Linked DNA regions of Homo sapiens: region 2 is linked to region 1. Evidence: read pairs that join two places in POLR2A ChIA-PET (ENCODE). Cell type or tissue: PC-9. All regions are shown on one strand. Each heading gives the region's core, and the rest is flanking DNA. Links, peaks and the distances in the headings are about the cores only.

Region 1 (8,437 bases), core at 269-8,268:
AAGCAATCCTCCTGCCTCAGCTTCCCAAAGTGCTGGGATTACAGGTGTGAACCACTGCACCCAGACGTTTACTGGGTTTAAATCTGAGCCCACCCCACTCAGGGGTACAGGATCTGGTTCATTTATCTCCCAGAATGATGCCTTGGGTTGCGTCCCCTCTAAACTCTGGCACATTCCAGCCCCTCTTTGGGAGAAAGAACATCTCTTCTTGCCCAGGCCCTAGTGAGACATGCATCGCAAGACATGCTCCCCCCTTCCTCCCCGCTGGGCTCCAGCTGCTGCCAGCCCTCCAAGAAAGGAGAGGCCCTGAGTTGGGCTATTTTGGTATCTGGGGTGGGCACCCGCAGGGCTAAGGTTACCTTGGTATGTTAAGGGCTCCCTGGGGCAGGACTATATAACCCCAGAGGGACTGCCCCATGCTGACTCCTTGCTTCTTTCCAGCCGGAGCCGCTGCCTTGCCCCCCGGAGACTGAAGACATGGTGAGTGAGAATCCTCCAACCCCTGCCCAGATCCCTTAGACCTCAGGGCAGCCTCACCCTTTGAAAGAAAGTAGCTGGTTCCCAGTCCAACAAAAAGTTAAAAGGATGCTCATCTCTTTCTCGGCATCACTGATGGAAAACAGACTGTGTGATGGCCTAAAGGATCCAATCAATGATAATCCGCCCAGACATTCAACTCACAGGGGCCCAGTCCCTCTCAAAGCCTGATCCATTCATTCCTGTACTCCATCTTCCTAAGGCCCTCTGGCACCAGCCAGGCAATAACTCCCATCCCATTTTACAAATGAGAAAGTAGAGGCTCAGGCCAGGTGCTGTGGTTCACGCCTGTAATCCCAGCACTTTGGGAGGCCAAGGTGGTTGGATCACTTGAAGCCAGGAGTTCGAGACCAGCCTGGCCAACAGGCGAAACCCCGTCTCTACTAAAAATACAAAAATTAACTGGGCGTGGTGGTGCATGCCTGTAATCCCAGCTACTACGGAGGCTGGGGCATAAGAATCGCTTGAACCCGGGAGGCAGAGGTTGCGGTAAGCCGAGATCGCAGCACCGCACTCCAGCCTGGGTGACAGAGCAAGACTCTGTCTCAAAAAAAAAAAAAAAAAGAAAAGAAAAGTAGAGGCTCAAACAGGGCAAATGAGTGGCTGGGGTCACACAGCAAGTCTGAGGCTCAGAGGAGCTAGGCTCAGGACACTGAGAAGATAAGGAAGCTTCCACCCATTGTGGGGGATGGAGAGTTGGAGACCCAGGAGCCACAGACGGGAATTTGGGGAATGCAATCAAAGCAAGCCCCCTCAGCAAAGAGGTCCCAAGGAAGGGGAGACTCAGGCCAAAGGGCTGCTTTAGGAACAGGGACTCGAAGAATTCTGACTCTTAATCCATTGCCCCCAGAGAGGTGGAGGGACTGGTCCATGGGCCCCTTTGTTCAACCCTCACCCTCCAGGCACCCAAGAGGGCCAAGAGAAGGACAGTAGAGGGCGGAAGCTCCAGCGTCTTCTCCATGTTCGACCAGACTCAGATCCAGGAGTTCAAAGAGGTGGGTGAGGGGACGGGGAAACTGGAAGGCTGACCAAAAGCAGCCCTGCTGGCCCTCTCCCTGGAATGTGCACCTGCTTGAAGGAGGGGAAAGGTTTAGAATTCCTTCCTCCCCTCTCTGCTTGGGGTGGAAGAGGACAGTTGGCTGAGAGCCAGCATCTGATCCTCCTGGGGTAGGGATGCTGAGGCTGGGCCATGGGGGACCTAACCCTCCCCACCACGGCCCTCCCCAGGCCTTCACTGTGATCGACCAGAACCGTGATGGTATTATAGACAAGGAGGACCTTCGGGACACCTTCGCAGCCATGGGTGAGCCCCCTACCCCCAGGTGGGAATATTCAAGGCTGCAGAGTCTAGGAAATTCAGTGGCCTTGGGTTCCAGCCCTGTCAGCTCCACCTTGGGCCTCAGTCTACCCAGCTGAAAAATGAATGGGATCAGCTGAATTAGTGGGAAGCGCAGGCCCGGCCCCAGGAGCCTGCTCCAGCCCATGCTTCCCCCAACCCCCTCCAGGCCGCCTCAATGTGAAGAATGAGGAGTTGGATGCCATGATGAAGGAAGCCAGCGGTCCCATCAACTTCACCGTCTTCCTGACCATGTTCGGGGAGAAGCTCAAGGGTGAGTGGAGTGTCCTGGGTCCAAGGCCCCGGCTGCCTTTTCCCAGACCCTTCAGGGACCCATCAGCTTCATGTGCCCTCTGACCCCCACAGGTGCCGACCCTGAGGATGTGATCACCGGAGCCTTCAAGGTCTTGGACCCTGAGGGAAAGGGCACCATCAAGAAGAAGTTGTAAGCATCGGCTCCCCCACCCTTCCGACCCTTCCCCCACTCCACCAGCTGCTCCCACACTGACAGCCTCCTTAAATTTCTACCAAGGCTGGGCCCTGTGGCTCAGGCCTATAATCCCAGTGCTTTGGGAGGCAGAGGCAGGAGGATTTACTTGAGGACAGGAGTTTGAGATCAGCCTGGATAACACAGCATGACCCTGTTTCTAAAAACTTAACTAAAAAATTCGTGGGCTGGCCGGGCACAGTGGCTCATGCCTGTAATCCCAGCACTTTGGGAGGCCAAGGCGGGCGGATCATGTGAGGTCAGGAGTCCAAGAACAGCCTGGCCAACACGGTGAAACCCCGTCTCTACTAAAAATACAAAAATTAGCTGGGCGTGGTGGCGGGCGCCTGTAGTCCCAGCTACTAGGGAGACTGGGACATGAGAATCGCTTGAACCCTGGAGTCGGAGGTTGCAGTGAGCCAAGATCACGCCACTGCCCTCCAACCTGGGCGACAATAGCAAAACTCCGTCTCCAAAAAAAAGAAAAAAAAAAATTCGCGGGAGTGGTGGCAAACACCTATAGTCCCAGCTACTCCGGAGGCTGAGGCAGGAAGATCCCTTGAGCCCAAGAGTTCCAGGTTGCAGTGAGCCGTGATCAAACCACTGCATTCCAGCCTGGGCGACAGGGTGAGACCCTGTCTCAAAACAAACAAAAACCCAAAAATTCCTACGAAGGGTTAGGCACTGCCAGAGGTAAGGGAGTAGTTAAGATTGTGGTAATGGGCGGTAAGATTGCATTTTCACAGCAAATGTGGGCGGAGAGGGCAAAAGCGAGTGTCTGGGAGGCCAATGAAGGAAGTAGAGTGACCTGGGTTTTCAGGGGAGGCTGGGGCTGGCATCGGGGATGAGGTGCGAGGGAGTGGAAAGGAACCAGGAACCCAATCGCAACTCCCCTTGTGTCACCTCTCTCCAGCCTGGAGGAGCTGCTGACCACGCAGTGTGACCGCTTCTCCCAGGAGGAGGTGAGTGGGGACCGGGGCGGGGCCGGAGCAGCAAAGGGGCTGGGGCCGGGGAGACTAAGGGCCTGTGCGAGACGCCCCTACGTCTTTCCCCAGATCAAGAACATGTGGGCGGCCTTCCCCCCCGACGTGGGCGGCAACGTCGACTACAAAAACATCTGCTACGTCATCACGCACGGCGACGCCAAGGACCAGGAGTAGGGGCACCCGCGGGCCTCCGCTGCCCGACGCTTCTGTTCGGCCCGACCTCCACCCCGGCTCCCAATAAAATTTAACTGATCTTTGTTTCTTATGGGCGGCGCCTTCAGAGTGTCTGCGCGAGGGCCTCAGGTGGGAGCGCCCCACAAATGAATGGATGCGGCCTGGAGGCCTGCGGGGGTCGGCCCCACAATCTACGCCCGCCGCCTTTTTCCGCAAGGAAGGAGAAGGCTCGCGTGGCCGCGGGAAGCTCAGTTTTTATTGAAGACAGAGTCTGGGAGAAGAAGGGGGACTCCGGAAGACAGTGATGCGGTCGGAGATTGTGCAGGCCCCGGGCCGGGAAGTGGGCGGTGTCTGGGTGGGCGGGACCAGCGCCGGGGCGGGGCTACGGACTCAGGCTGGGAGAACCTCCCCCTAGCCCGCGCGAGGGCGGCACCCGCGGAGGTCCCGGGGGGCGCTGGGCAGTGTGGGGCGCGGGGATTGGACAAGAGGCCGACTGAAGGCGGAGCCGAGGTAAGGCCGGGCGGGGCGTGGCCTCAGAGGGCGTCTGACTGCTCGCCCTGGGCCTGGCTCTGCTGCATTTGGGCCTGCATCTTCTCCAGCATCTCTTGCATGCGGCGCAGCTGTGCAGGGCGAGATTGCAGGCGGTGACCTGGCGAAGCCAGAGGGGGACCTGGGGCATCGGTCGGGGGGAAGCGAGGTGCGTGCTCACCTCTTCGTCTTTCTCGCGGATCAGCTTCTCGGTGTCCGCCAGAGGCAGCATGGGCAGCGGGATCTCTGTGGCGCTCTGGCGGGAAAGCTTACTGCGGGACAGTGGGAAGGGGACAGGAATCAGGAGCGGGACCTGAGGTTGTGGGTGAGGCCCAGGAGGCAGGGCCTGGGGCGAGGTTGGGGTCTAGGAGGCGGAGCCAGTTCCTTGAGGTTAGGGCCGGAGGCAAAGCGGGTGGGGAGAGAGGGGGAGAGAGGGAGAGACGGAGAGAGGGAGGGAGGGAGGGAGGGAGGGAGAGAGAAGTCTGAGTGGTGAAGGCGGAGTCACGGGTGGTGGGGACGAGTCCTCAGGGCGGGGTCATGGGTGAGGCGGGACCTTGGAGGCTCTGATACTGTCCGCCCCGGGTCTCACCTGCGGCTGGCTCGATCGCGAGCCCCAGGCCGGGCCAGGCTCTGTAGGCAGCGGGCCCGGTAGCCCTCGTAGAGCAGATCGTGCGTCACCTCTTTCAGGTCCTGCAGGTGTGTCTGCACCAGCATCCGTCGCAGGTTCAGGAAATCGCAGTGATGTGGGTTCTCCACTGGAGGGGGGGCGGCGCGGACCAGCGAACGTCAGGGAGTTTCGGGTCCAACCCACCCGTAAGGGTCGGGTCTACAGGAAAGTCCTGCTGCCACTCTAGCGGAGGGTCCGCGGTCTGCAGCCCAGCGACCCCCCTTTCCTCCTAGGATCCCCTGGGACCAAAGCCCACCCCAACTTCACATGTTGAGTGCGCCTGACCCAGAGGCCCCGGGCTCCCTGCTGGCCTTAGGACCCCTGCCTGGCCTCACTCACCCTCCACGGTCCCCCAGGAGTAGCGGCGTCCCCTCACCGGCCGGTTCCCGCCATCCCTCACCACCTCGCATGATCCCACGACTGCAAAAGGGATGCTTTCCTGGAGGGCAGGGGGCAGGGGTTCACCATTGGCTCACACGGCAGAAACTTTCTCTTTCCCAGCTTCAATCTCCACACCCGCCTCCTCTGCTTCCTGCCCCTTCCTCTTTTTTTTTTTTTTTTTTTTTTTTTTGAGACAGGGTCTCACTCCATTGCCCAGGCTGGAGTGTTCAAGTGATTCTCCTGCCTCAGCCTCCCGAGTAGCTGGAATTACAGGCGCCCACCATCACACCTGGCAAATTTGTGTATTTTTAGTAGAGGTGGGGTCTCGCCATGTTGCCCAGGCTGGTCTGGAACTCCTGACCTCAGGGGATCCTCCCGTCTCAGCCTCCCAAAGTGCTGGGATTACAGACGTGAGCCACCGTGCCCGGCCTGCCTTCCTTCTTTGTTTCCCACACCTTCATCTCTGCATCCTGCCTCTTGAAGTCTTCATCTTCATCAGAGTCACATTCGGGGAACTGGTAGATGTGGATCTCCTCTTCCTTCAACTGATCCCGGATCTCAGGGGAAACAGATATAGAGACAGTGTGAAACGGGCCACAATGACAGACATTTCATGACCAGAGACAGTGAGACACAGAGATACTGGGTGGTCAGAGACAGAGAGAAAGACATGAAAGACAGAGATGGGGAGAGATGGACATACAGGAAGACAAAAACAAAATCTCAGAGACATAGATGGTGAGAAACACAAGATTCTAAGATGGGGCAGACATTAAGAGACCAGGAGAAGCCTGGGCAATATAGCTAGATCCCATCTCTACAACAAATATACACATATATTTTGAAACAAGGTTTCACTCTATCACCCAGGCTGGAGTCCAGTGGCTCCATCTTGGTTCACTGCAGCCTCAACCTCTCAGGCTCAGGTGATCCTCCCATCTCAGCCTCCTGAGTAACTGGGACTACAAGTGCACACCACCACACCTGGCTGGTTTTTGTACTTTTTGTAGAGATGGGGTTTTACCATGTTGCCGTGGCTTGTCTTAAACTCTTCAGCTCAAGCAGTCCACTGACCTCAGCCTCCCAAAGTGCTGGGATTAACAGGTGTCTGCCACCAAGCCCAGCCAAAAAAATATTTTTTAAGTTAGCCAGGCATGGTGGTGTTCATCTATAGTCCCTGCTACTCAAGAGGCTGAGGCAGGAGGATCACTTGCGCCTACAAGTTCGAGGCTGCAGTGAGCTCTGATCTTGCCACTGTACTGCAGCCTGGGCCACAGAGTGAGACTCTATCTAAAAAAAAAAAGAGAGAGAAAGAGAGGCCGAGAGAGATATAAGCAGAAACAGTGGGAAAGGGCTCTGAAGACACGGGGTGGGGGCCAGAGGGAAGTCACTATGTTCTCATGTCTATGCTCCTGCCCTCAAATAGGCCTCAGCCAGGCATCTAGCCCGGGGGCTGCATATGTAGCCTATTTTGAGCCTTCAGAGACATGGCTATGCTGGCGGCTTACCACCCGCCTTCCTCAGAAGCTTCTCCTACAATCTAGCCTGATGCACCATGCTCCAGAAAGGCCACTTCAAGATCAAAGAAGTCTAAGCTGAAATCAGGTTTGGCTTCACATGGGGTCAAAGGTCAGAGGTCATCACTCACACCTTCTGCTTGAGGGCCTGGGTTTCCTGGGGCATCAGAGCATCCGCTTTGCCAATGACTGGGATGATGTTGACTTTCTCGTGTACTGCCCGGAGGAAGGCCACATCTAGGGGCCGGAGCCTGCACCCAGGGATTGGTCATTGCCCAGCCTCAGGGGGCAGAGACCCCCCAGCCCTCCCTAAATGCGCCAGCCCCCAGGATCCCCCCACCAGACCCCCGGCCGAAGGGTGAGATGAAGTAGAGGCAGCAGTGGACTCGGGAGTCCTGGATGTTCTTCCGGTTCAGGCCACTCTCATCCCTAAGGTACTGCTCAAATTGCTCCTCGATGAATTTCACCACCGGAAGCCAGCTGGGTGTGGGGAGAGGATGTGAGGTCAGAGATCAAAGGCCAGAGGGCAGGGGGCAAGGCTAGCCAGGACTGTGGGAGTAGAATGTCATTTCTTTGGCTCCCTCCAAAGACATTAAGGGGAACTGGTGGGGGCCTAGGTGAGTCATCAAGAAGCACAGGGACCCAGTGGCCCTCTGAAACAGACACCACCTTTTGAGATAGGGAGCCAGCACAAACCAGTCCTGTAACTCTCCAGGGAGTCGCCACTGTGAAAGGCTGAGCCTCTGTCCCCTTTCCTCTTCCTCACCAGTCAGAGCAGTCCACTGAGTCCCCAAAGCCAGGTGTGTCCACAAGGGTCAGCTTCACTTTCACACCCCCTTCCTCAATCTCTACGCCCCGGCGCTCAATGGCCAGGGTCTGTGTCAAGCGAGCTGTGGGATGGGGGAGAGGTCAGGGATCCGGGGAGGCTCTGAGGCAGAATTAATTTCCTTTGTCAATATCACAGTTGCCTGCACCCATTTCCCAGGGGAGGAAAGTCTCAGAAAAAAAGCAGTCAACTACCTGAGTCCCCAGATGGAAAAGACTAGGGTGTAACCTGGGGACAGGGGCTACTGCCTCAAGAGGGTGGGGAGGGTCTTACCACTGGCCTCTGGCACCTGGCGATCCTCATAGAGGTTGGTGAGGAAGAGGCTGTTGATGAGGGTGGATTTCCCTAGGCCTGACTCCCCTGTGGACAGAACAGGCCCAACTGGTCAGGGGAGGGGACAGCCAGGGCCTCCTAAGGACATCCCCTCCGCAGTTCCCTCTCCAAAACCCCCAGACCTGCCACCATTAGCGTGAAGTCAAACCCCTTCTTGACAGACTTGCGGTGCAGCTGGTTGGGGAGGGCAGCAAAACCCACGTACTCCTTGTCCTATGGATGGGGGTGGACAATATGAGGCTGCTGGCAATGGCAGGCAGGGTCCCCAGGATCACTTGAGTTCCTGGGCTAGGAAGAGTCAGTGGGGTCTGGGGACCCCAGGCATGGGGGCTGGGGGCCGAGATGCCCAGGTTTCTGGGTGTAAGGACTCACCATGACTCCGCCAGCCATCACTGCACCTGCCGTCTCTCCCCACTTCCTCTGGTGGGGCAGGAAGCTGAGTGCGGCTAACAAGGGGGCGGGCAGAAGAGGCAGCTGAGATGCTCAAACTGGCCCAGTCCCAGAGAGGTGGGGAAGGCCAAGGCCAAGAACACTTGGGGTTGCCACCTCCTGGACCCCTTTGCCCATCACCTGTCTACGTACCTTCAACCCTCCATCCTTCACACATCTGGATTCCAAGTCCCACTGTAGCTCCATCATCGTGGTGAGACATGGGGTATGTGCAG
Region 2 (8,437 bases), core at 397-8,396, 430 kb after region 1:
TTTTTTTTGATGGAATCTCGCTCTGCTGCCCAGGCTGGAGTGCAGTGGGGCAATCTTGGCTCACTGCAACCTCTGCCTCCCGGGTTCAAGCAATTCTCCTGCCTCAGCCTCCTGAGTAGCTAGGACTACAGGCACCCACCACCATGCTCAGCTAATTTTTGTATTTTTTTTAGTAGAGATGGGGTTTCACCACGTTGGCCAGGCTGGTCTCGATCTCCTGACCTCATGATGCACCCGCCTCAGCCTCCCAAAGTGCTGGGATTACAGGCATGAGCCACCACGCCCGGCCATGAATTCTTTTTCAAAATATAAAAGGTGAAAAAGAGCTGAGGTGGGAGGATCTCCTGAGGCCAGGAGTTCAAAACCAGCCTGGGCAACATAGTGAGACCCCCATCTCTACAAAAAAATTTAAAAAGTGAAAAAGAGTGGCCAGACGGGGTGGCTCACGCCACCCAGCACTTTGGGAGACCAAGGCGGGCAGATCACCTGAGGCCAGGGGTTTGAGACCAGCCTAGCCATCATGGTGAGACCCCGTCTCTGCTAAGAAAATGCAAAAATTAGCCAGGCACGGTGGCACATGCCTGTAGTCCCAGCTGCTTGGGAGGCTGAGGCAGGAGAATTGCTGGAGCCGGGAGGCAAAGGTTGCAGTGAGCCGAGAACAAGCCACTGCACTGCAGCCTGGTTGACAGAGTGGGACTGTCTCAAAAAAAAAAAAAAAAAGTGGGGGGGATCCTTCACATTGCATCAAATTCTCTCAGGTGTAACATGGCCAGGGCAGCAAGTATCTCAGAAGGTACACGAGGGCACCAAGAGGAGTATGGCATGTCCTAGATTCAAAGACCATGCACACTTTTTTTTTCTTTTCATTTCTTTTTTTTAGAGAGAGAAAGGGTATCCCTCTGTCACCCAGGCTGGAGTGCAGTGGCTTGCTCCCGGCTCACTGCAACCTCTGTATCCTGGTTTAAGCAATTCTCCTGCCTCAGCCTCCTGAGTAGTTGGGACTACAGGTGTGCGCCACCACACTCAGCTAGTTTTTTTGTATTTTTAGTAGACATGGGGTTTCATCATGTTGGTCAGGCTGGTCTCAAATTCCTGACCTCAAGTGATCTGCCCGCCTCGGCCTCCCAAAGTGCTGGGATTACAGGCATGAACCACCGCGCCCAGCCAGAAAAATATAAATCTTGTTAGAAAACATATCCCCTGTATTGTACAGGCATGATTTTCCTGGCTAGAGAAAAGTGTGCATGGTCAGCCGGGCACAGTAGCCCACACCTGTAATTCCAGCAGTTTGAGAGGCTGAGGTAGGAGGATTGCTTGGGCCCAGGTGTTCAAGACCAGCCTGGGCAACATAGTGAGACCCTGTCTCTATTAAAAAATACAAAAATTAGCCAGACATGGTGGCAGGTACCTGTGGTCCCAGTTACTTGGGAGGCTGAGGTTGGAGGATTGCTTCAGCCTGGAAAGTCAAGACTGCAGTGACCCACCACTGCACTCCAGCCTGGGGGACAGAGTGAGACCCTGTCTTTTTCTAAAAAAAGAAAAAAATGTGCATGGTCTTTGAATCCAGGGATGTGCCGTACTCCTCTTGGTACCCTTGTGTACCTTCTATGAGACATTTGCTACCCTGGCCCATGTACACGAGATAATTTTTTTTTTTTTTGAGATGGAGTTTCGCTCTTTTTGCCCAGGCTGGAGTGCAATGGTGTGTCCTCAGCTCACTGTAACCTCTGCCTCCCAGGTTCAAGTGATTCTCCCGCCTCAGCCTCTGGAGTATCTGGGATTACAGGCGCTCGCTACCACGCTCTGCGATTTTGTATTTTTAGTAGAGACGGGGTTTCACCATGTTGGCCAGGCTGGTCACGAACTCCTGACCTCAGATGATCTGCCCACCTCAGCCTCCCAAAGTGCTGGGATTACAGGCGTGAACCACCACACCCGGCCACCAGAGAGAATCTGATGCAACGTGAAGACCTCAGCCAGCAGGTAAGGAATCTGGGTTCCAGTCCTGACTAAACTACAACCTGTAGAGTCCTCTTGAAAAAGCCCCACACTGTTCTCAGGGTTAGGATGCAGAGCTGATGAGATGGACAGTGCCCTGCCCCTCCAAGCTTACACCAGGCAGAGCCAGCAGCATGGCCAAGGGCACGGCCGTGAGAAAGTCCTCACCCCAGGCTCTCCCTACTTTCTGGCCTGCCCTCCTCCATGACTGTCTAGTTGCTAAGTCTCTAGGGTTCAAGCTCCAGAGGGAATGAAAGGAAGACAAGACAGGCTATTTCCTCCAGGCCTCCACAAACTCTATGAGCCTTTAGTACTAAACGCTGGAGCTGGTAGTACTAAATGCTGGAGACTTTAGTACTAAACACTGGAGTGGAATCTGCCCAGAGAGCCATTGAGCAGTGGAAGCAGGAAGAAAGGCTGCGCGGGAAGGTCTGTTCTTCCAAGTCTCCACGGGCTGTATGAAAGGGGAGGCCGGATGGTAATTGTTCTTGCACGTAAGAGCATGGTTTTATTTTATCCTGAAAACACACACTCAGTGCCTTTCAGCTTTCTGTCTTTGTCTAAAACTTGCTTCTTTTCAAGGTCACAAGATCCTCTTCTTCTTCTTCTTCTTTTTTTTTTTTTAGACAGGGTTTCACTCTGTCACCAAGGGTGGAGTGTGGTGGCATGACTATAGCTCACTGTAGCCTCAACCTCCTGGGCTCAGGTGATCCTCCCACCTCAGCTTCCTGAGTAGTTGGGACCACAGGTGCAGGCCAAAACAGCTGGCTTTTTTTTCTTTTCCCCCCTCTTTGTAGTGACTGAGTCTCCTTATGTTGCCTAGGCTGGTCTGGAACTCCTGGGCTGAAGCAATCCTCCCTCCTTTGCCTCCCAAAGTGCTGGGATTACAGGCGTGAGCTCTTTTTTAAATGAAGTTGGTGTCTGTTCTGGGGCAGCACCGTTCATGATTGATTTTCATCCTGTTGTAGGAATTAGGTGATTTAGCACAGCTCTGAACTAACTAGATGTCCAAGTTTGATGCTTTAGTTTGGAATTCCCAGAAAAAGTTTCCCAAATGGAGATTCAGTGCAGAGGAGAGGGAAAATCGTGCATTGTGCACTCTGGAATCAGGCAGTTTTGAGTTCAAATCAGACTCTGACATATACTCAGTTATTAACCTGTTTCTTTCTTTCTTTTTGTTTTTTGGAGATGGAGTCTCACTCTGTCACCCAGGCTGGAGTGCAGTGGCATGACCTCGGCTCACTGCAGCCTCTGCCCACTGGGTTCAAGCAATTCTCCTGCCTCAGCCTCCCGAGTAGCTGGGATTACAAGTGTCTGCCACCATGCCCAGCTAATTTTTCTATTTTTTTTTTTTTTAGTAAAGACGAGGTTTCACCATCTCGGCCAGGCTGGTCTTGAACTCGTGACCTTGTGATCCACCCACCTTCGCTTCTCAAAGTGCTGGGATTACAGGCGTGAGCCACCACACCCGGCCCTGTTTTTTTTTTTTTTTTTTTTTTTTGAGACAGTTTCGCTCTTGTCACCCAGGCTGGAGTCCAGTGGCACAATGTCGGCTCACTGAAACCTCCGCCTTCTGGTTTCAAGTGATTCTCGTGCCTCAGCCTCCCGAGCAGCTGGGATTACAGGCGCCTGCCACCACACCCCGCTAATTTTTTTATTTTTAGTAGAGACAGGGTTTCACCACGTTGGCCAGGCTGGTCTCAGACTCCTGAACTCAAGTGATCCACCTTCCTCGGCCTCCCAAAGTGCTAGGATTACAGGCATGAGCCACTGTGACTGATTTTTTTTTTTTTTTTTTTTGATACGGAGTCTTGCTTTGTTGCCCAGGCTGGAATGCAGTGGCGAGATCTCGGCTCACCACAACCTCTGCCTCCCGGGTTCAAGCGATTCTCCTGCCTCAGCCTCCCGAGTAGCTGGGACTACAGCTGCGTGCCACCATGCCTGGCTAATTTTTGTAGTTTTAGTAGAGATGGGGTTTCACTATGTTAGCTAGGCTTGTCTCAAACTCCTGACCTCGTGATCCGCCCACCTCGGCTTCCCAAAGTGCTGGGATTATAGGCATGAGCCACCGCACCTGGCCATTAACCCGTTTATTGTTGTTGTTGTTTTTTAAGACGGAGCCTCACTCTGTCGCCCAGGCTGGAGTGCAGTGGTGTGATCTCGGCTCACTGCAACCTCTGCCCCCTGGGTTCAAGCGATTCTCCTGCCTCAGCCTCCCAAGTAGCTGGGATTACAGGCGCCCGCCACCACACCCGGCTAATTTTTATACTTTCAGTAGAGAGGGGGTTTCATCACGTTGGCCAGGCTGGTCTTGAACTCCCGACCTTGTAATCCACCTGCCTCGGCCTCCCAAAGTGCTGGGATTACAGGCGTGAGCCACCACGCCTGGCCTAACCCGTTTCTTAATCCATAAAATGGGAATAATATTAACATTCCCTTCACAGAATTGCCCTGAGGTTATAGAGATAAGGTGTGTAAGGAACCTAGCACACAGAAGGCTCTCAGTAAATAGCAGTTATTACTATCATTTTTATCATGTTTCTTATTCTCATGTCTCAAACGTGACCCTCCACCAAAAGTTCTTTTATAGCAGAGTATAAATAATGGAAAAAAATGATATATAGCTTTTTTGTTTCCCCTCCAGACAGTGTCTCACTGTCACCCAGGCTGCAATGCAGTGGCGTGATCATAGCTCACTGCAGCCTCAAGCCTCTGGGCTCACGCTATCCTCCCGCCTTGGCCTCCCAGTGCTGGGATCACAGGCGCGCGCCACCACGCGGGGTCCAGCCTCTCTTCTGAGTGCTGCACATGCATTAATTCATGGAATCCTTACAGCAACCCCTTGCAAGGAAGAAAGCTGTGACTCAGAGAGGTTGAATAACTTGTCCGAGGAGCTCAGCCATGAGGCGGATCGGGGATGGAAACCCAGGCCGTGGGCCCTGCGCGGTTACAGGCATTCAATCCTCCAAATGTCCCCAGAGTGACTAGCGGCCATCATTCGGCCCTTCTCAGGAGGAAAGCGAGCGAACACCTCACGCGGCGACGGCCTCCCGGAGCTGAAGGGGTTATTCCCACTGAGACGCGGTCGCCTCCGCTCCTAGAGAGGCCCACGGAGGGCGCCGCACTTCCGGCCTGGGTCCAGCTTTGGCTCCGGCTCCCGCTCCTGACCTGCTGCTTCCCGGGCTGGCGTCCGGGCCGGCGTCCGGGCCCAGGCGACCGGGGCCTCCGAGCTCAGAGGCAGTGCCGAGGACCGAAGGAGGGGAAGGGATTCCCCAAAGGCATCCCTGACTCCCGAATTCCAGCAAGGGAGAATCAGGCGCTGGGGAGGCAAGGAGAGGGCCGCGGCTCTCCTCGGGGGCCGCGGGGCGCGACTCTTCCAGGACCTCGGCTGCTTTTCCCAGTAAAGCCCAGGCGGCCCGAGGCTGGCCGAGGGAGCGACCCTCTCCTGCCTCTTCTGGAAGGGCCGCTTCCCCGCCCTGCTGTAGACCCCGAGCTCCCTGGGGGAAGGACCCGCTCCTTCCATCCTCCACCCTCCCGAGCACCAGCCTGGGAAGGAGGGGATCCCAGTTCCTCCTTAGAGGCGACTCCTTTATCAAGTCTGATTTAGACATGGGCTCGTCCAAGGTCGTTCAGCAGCGAGTAGCGGAGCTGGGGCTGCACCGAGGAGCTCAGGCCCCACTCCGTGTTGCGGTCAAGACCAGATTTTGGGGTCAGCTTCTCAAACTCAGCACTACCAGCACCAAACTAAACTACCTGGCCCCTCCTCCCGAGAGAGGGTTCATTCTCAATCAAATCGGAACCTCAGTTTTTCTCTCCTGCTTTCCGTCCGCTTCCCTCGTCCTCCCTTGACCATACTTTTATGCTTCATCTTTTCCATCCAACCCGTCTTTCCAGCCCTCCCTCAGCCGTACTGCCGCAAACCTGTGTCGTTGCAACAACCTGCAACCTTGCCTGCCTCTCCCTTTTATTTCACGTGAAACTCCACTACAAGGAGTCCCCAAATCCTTGCCTCAGGCCACCCCTCGTTCCAAAAATACCTTTTAGTGATTTACTCACTGCCTGTGAGTTCAAGTCAAAACTCAGCTTGGCATTCAAGACGATTTGAAACCTGGCTCAAGCCCACCTCTCAAGAGGATTTGAAACCTGGCTCAAGCCTACCTCTCTAACCTGATCTATCTTGGTTCCCTAAGTAGAGGTCACAGATTGGCAGATGCAACTGGGAAATGTGTTTCAACTGGCAAAGAGTGTTTCTTTTCTTTTTCTTTTTCTTTTTTTTATTGGAGCCAATGGCCAGGCGCGATGGCTAAAGCCTGTTATCCCAGCACTTTGGGAGGCTGAGGCAGGCGGATCACTTGAGGTCAGGAGCTCGAGACCAGCCTGGCCAAATGACGAAACTTCATCTCTACTAAAAATACAAAAATTAGCTGGGCATGGTGGCTTATGCCTGTAATTCTAGCACTTTGGGAGGCCGAGGCGGGGGGATCACGAGGTCAGGAGATCGAGACCATCCTGGCTAACACGGTGAAACCTCGTCTCTACTGAAAATACAAAAAAATTAGTCGGGCGTAGTGGCGGGCGCCTGTAGTCCCAGCTACTCCGGAGGCTGAGGCAGGAGAATGGCGTGAACCCGGGAGGCGGAGCTTGCAGTGAGCCGAGATCGCTCCAGCCTCGGCGACAGAGCAAGACTCCGTCTCAATTAAAAAAAAAAAAAAATACAACTTCAAACTCTTGAAGTTATATTGGGAGAAGTAGTTTCCCAAAGAAAGGACAGAGAGGGAAATTGATAGGCATCAAAGGCATCAAGCACCTAGTGTGTGCCAGAGAACGACAGATGCTTTCACATTTTTTTCTTTTTCTTTTTTCTTTTCTTTTCTTTCTTTCTTTCTTTTTTTTTTTTTAGAGATAGGGCCTCATTCTTTCCCCCAGGCTGGAATGCAGTGGTGTGATCATAGCTTACTGTAGCCTCAAACTCCTGGGCTCAAGCAATCTTCTGCCTCAGCCTCCCAAGTAGCTAGGACCATGGACACATGCCACCACATCTGGGTTTTTGTTTTGTTTTTGAGACAGAGTCTCGCTCTGTCACCCAGGCTGGAGTACAGTGGCGCCATCTCCACTCACTGCACGCTCCGCCTCCCGGGTTCACACCATTCTCCTGCCTCAGCCTCCCGAGTAGCTGGGACTACAGGCGCCCGCCACCGCGCCCGGCTAATTTTTTTGTATTTTTTTAGTAGAGACGGGGTTTCACCGTGTTAGCCAGGATGGTCTCTATCTCCTGAGCTCGTGATCCACCCACCTCGGCCTCCCAAAGTGCTGGGATTACAGGCATGAGCCCCACGCCCGGCCTGGTTTTTGTTTTTTTTTGTTTGTTTTGTTTTGTTTTTTTTAATTAATTTTTTGGCTGGGCCGGGTTGCTGAAGCCTGTAATCCCAGCACTTTGAGAGGCTGAGGTGGGTGGATAGCTTGAGGTCAGGAGTTCGAGACCAGCCTGGCCAACATGGTGAAACCCCGTCTCTACTAAAAATACAAAAAAATTAGCCAGGTTGGGTGGCACATGCCTGTAGTCCCAGCTACTCAGGAGGCTAAGGCAGGAGAATCGCTTGAATCCAGGACGTAGAGGTTGCAGTGAGCTAAGATCGCACCACTGCACTCCAGCCTGGGCAACAGAGTGAGACCCTGTCTCAAAAAAAATTAATTAATTAATTTTTTGTAGAGACAGGGTCTCGCTCTGTTACCCAGGCTGGTCTCAAACTCCTGACTTCAAGTGATCTTCCCACCTCAGCCTCCCAAAGTCCTGGGATTACAGGCATGAGCTGCAGTTCCCAGCCACTTTCACATTTTATCTTACTGAATCCTTACACATAGGAAAGTGTTGTCATCATATTTTACAGAAGAGGGAAGTGAAGCTTAAAATGCTATGTAATTTTGCACTTTTTTTTTTTTTTTTTTTTTAGACAGAGTTTCTCTGTTGTTGCCCAGGCTGGAGTGCAGCGGCGCGATGTTGGCTCAATGCAACCTCTGCCTCCCGGGTTCAGGCAATTCTCCTGCCTCAGCCTCCTGAGTAGCTGGGATTACAGATGCCCACCACCTCGCCTGGCTAATTTTTTGTATTTTTAGTAGAGACGGGGTTTCGCCATGTTGGGCAGGCTGGTCTCGAACTCCTGACCTCAGGTGATCCGCCTGCCTCGGCCTCCCAAAGGGCTGGGATTACAGGCGTGAGCCACTGCGCCCAGCCAGTTTTGCAAAATTTAAAATGACACTGAGCTTGGATCAGAAGGCAGTCCTGGTAGTCAGAGAGTTGTCTAGCATTCACCCTGTCTTCTGTGTCTCCATGAAATAAGCCAGTCAAAGAAACTGTTAATGTATGAGTTGTGGGTCCATGGCCCTAGTCTCTCACTGTCCAAGCGTCATTCTAGATGTTCTCTCCTTGTACCCAGAGTTA

The links. Peaks named below come from ENCODE experiments on the same cell type or tissue, not always from the same donor. Only the 100,000 strongest peaks of a DNase experiment are listed, where the experiment ranks them.
Region 2: POLR2A ChIA-PET joins it to region 1 with 19 read pairs; 3 of 35 experiments call an interaction of 5 or more read pairs at or near these places.

The regions. Positions count from the first base shown.
Region 1 is chr16:30,374,381-30,382,817 of GRCh38, forward strand. MYL11 (myosin light chain 11) reads left to right here and starts at 422. Exons shown (of 7, transcript NM_013292.5): 1 at 422-480; 2 at 1,440-1,532; 3 at 1,765-1,840; 4 at 2,043-2,147; 5 at 2,240-2,318; 6 at 3,274-3,322; 7 at 3,416-3,611. The coding sequence starts at 478. The coding sequence ends at 3,520. It overlaps SEPTIN1 (septin 1), which reads right to left and starts at 8,181. Exons shown (of 11, transcript NM_001365977.2): 1 at 8,145-8,181; 2 at 7,895-7,985; 3 at 7,713-7,799; 4 at 7,380-7,503; 5 at 6,959-7,093; 6 at 6,747-6,864; 7 at 5,552-5,653; 8 at 5,055-5,154; 9 at 4,638-4,803; 10 at 4,230-4,320; 11 at 3,755-4,140. The coding sequence starts at 8,162. The coding sequence ends at 4,054. It also overlaps a transcript of ZNF48 not described here. RefSeq lists enhancers at 3,328-3,622, 3,471-3,810, 4,201-4,260, 4,432-4,989, 4,990-5,547 and silencers at 3,791-4,130, 4,401-4,510. In PC-9, for the core only: a CTCF peak has its summit at 4,147; DNase peaks (open chromatin) are centred at 3,481, 4,061 and 4,631; H3K4me3 peaks cover 2,739 bases; H3K27ac peaks cover 2,904 bases.
Region 2 is chr16:30,800,488-30,808,924 of GRCh38, forward strand. LOC124903679 (a long non-coding RNA gene) reads left to right here and starts at 1,873. Exons shown (of 2, transcript XR_007065052.1): 1 at 1,873-1,983. RefSeq lists silencers at 4,961-5,020, 5,161-5,250. In PC-9, for the core only: CTCF peaks have their summits at 5,374 and 5,589; DNase peaks (open chromatin) are centred at 5,084 and 5,934; H3K4me3 peaks cover 2,358 bases; H3K27ac peaks cover 1,909 bases.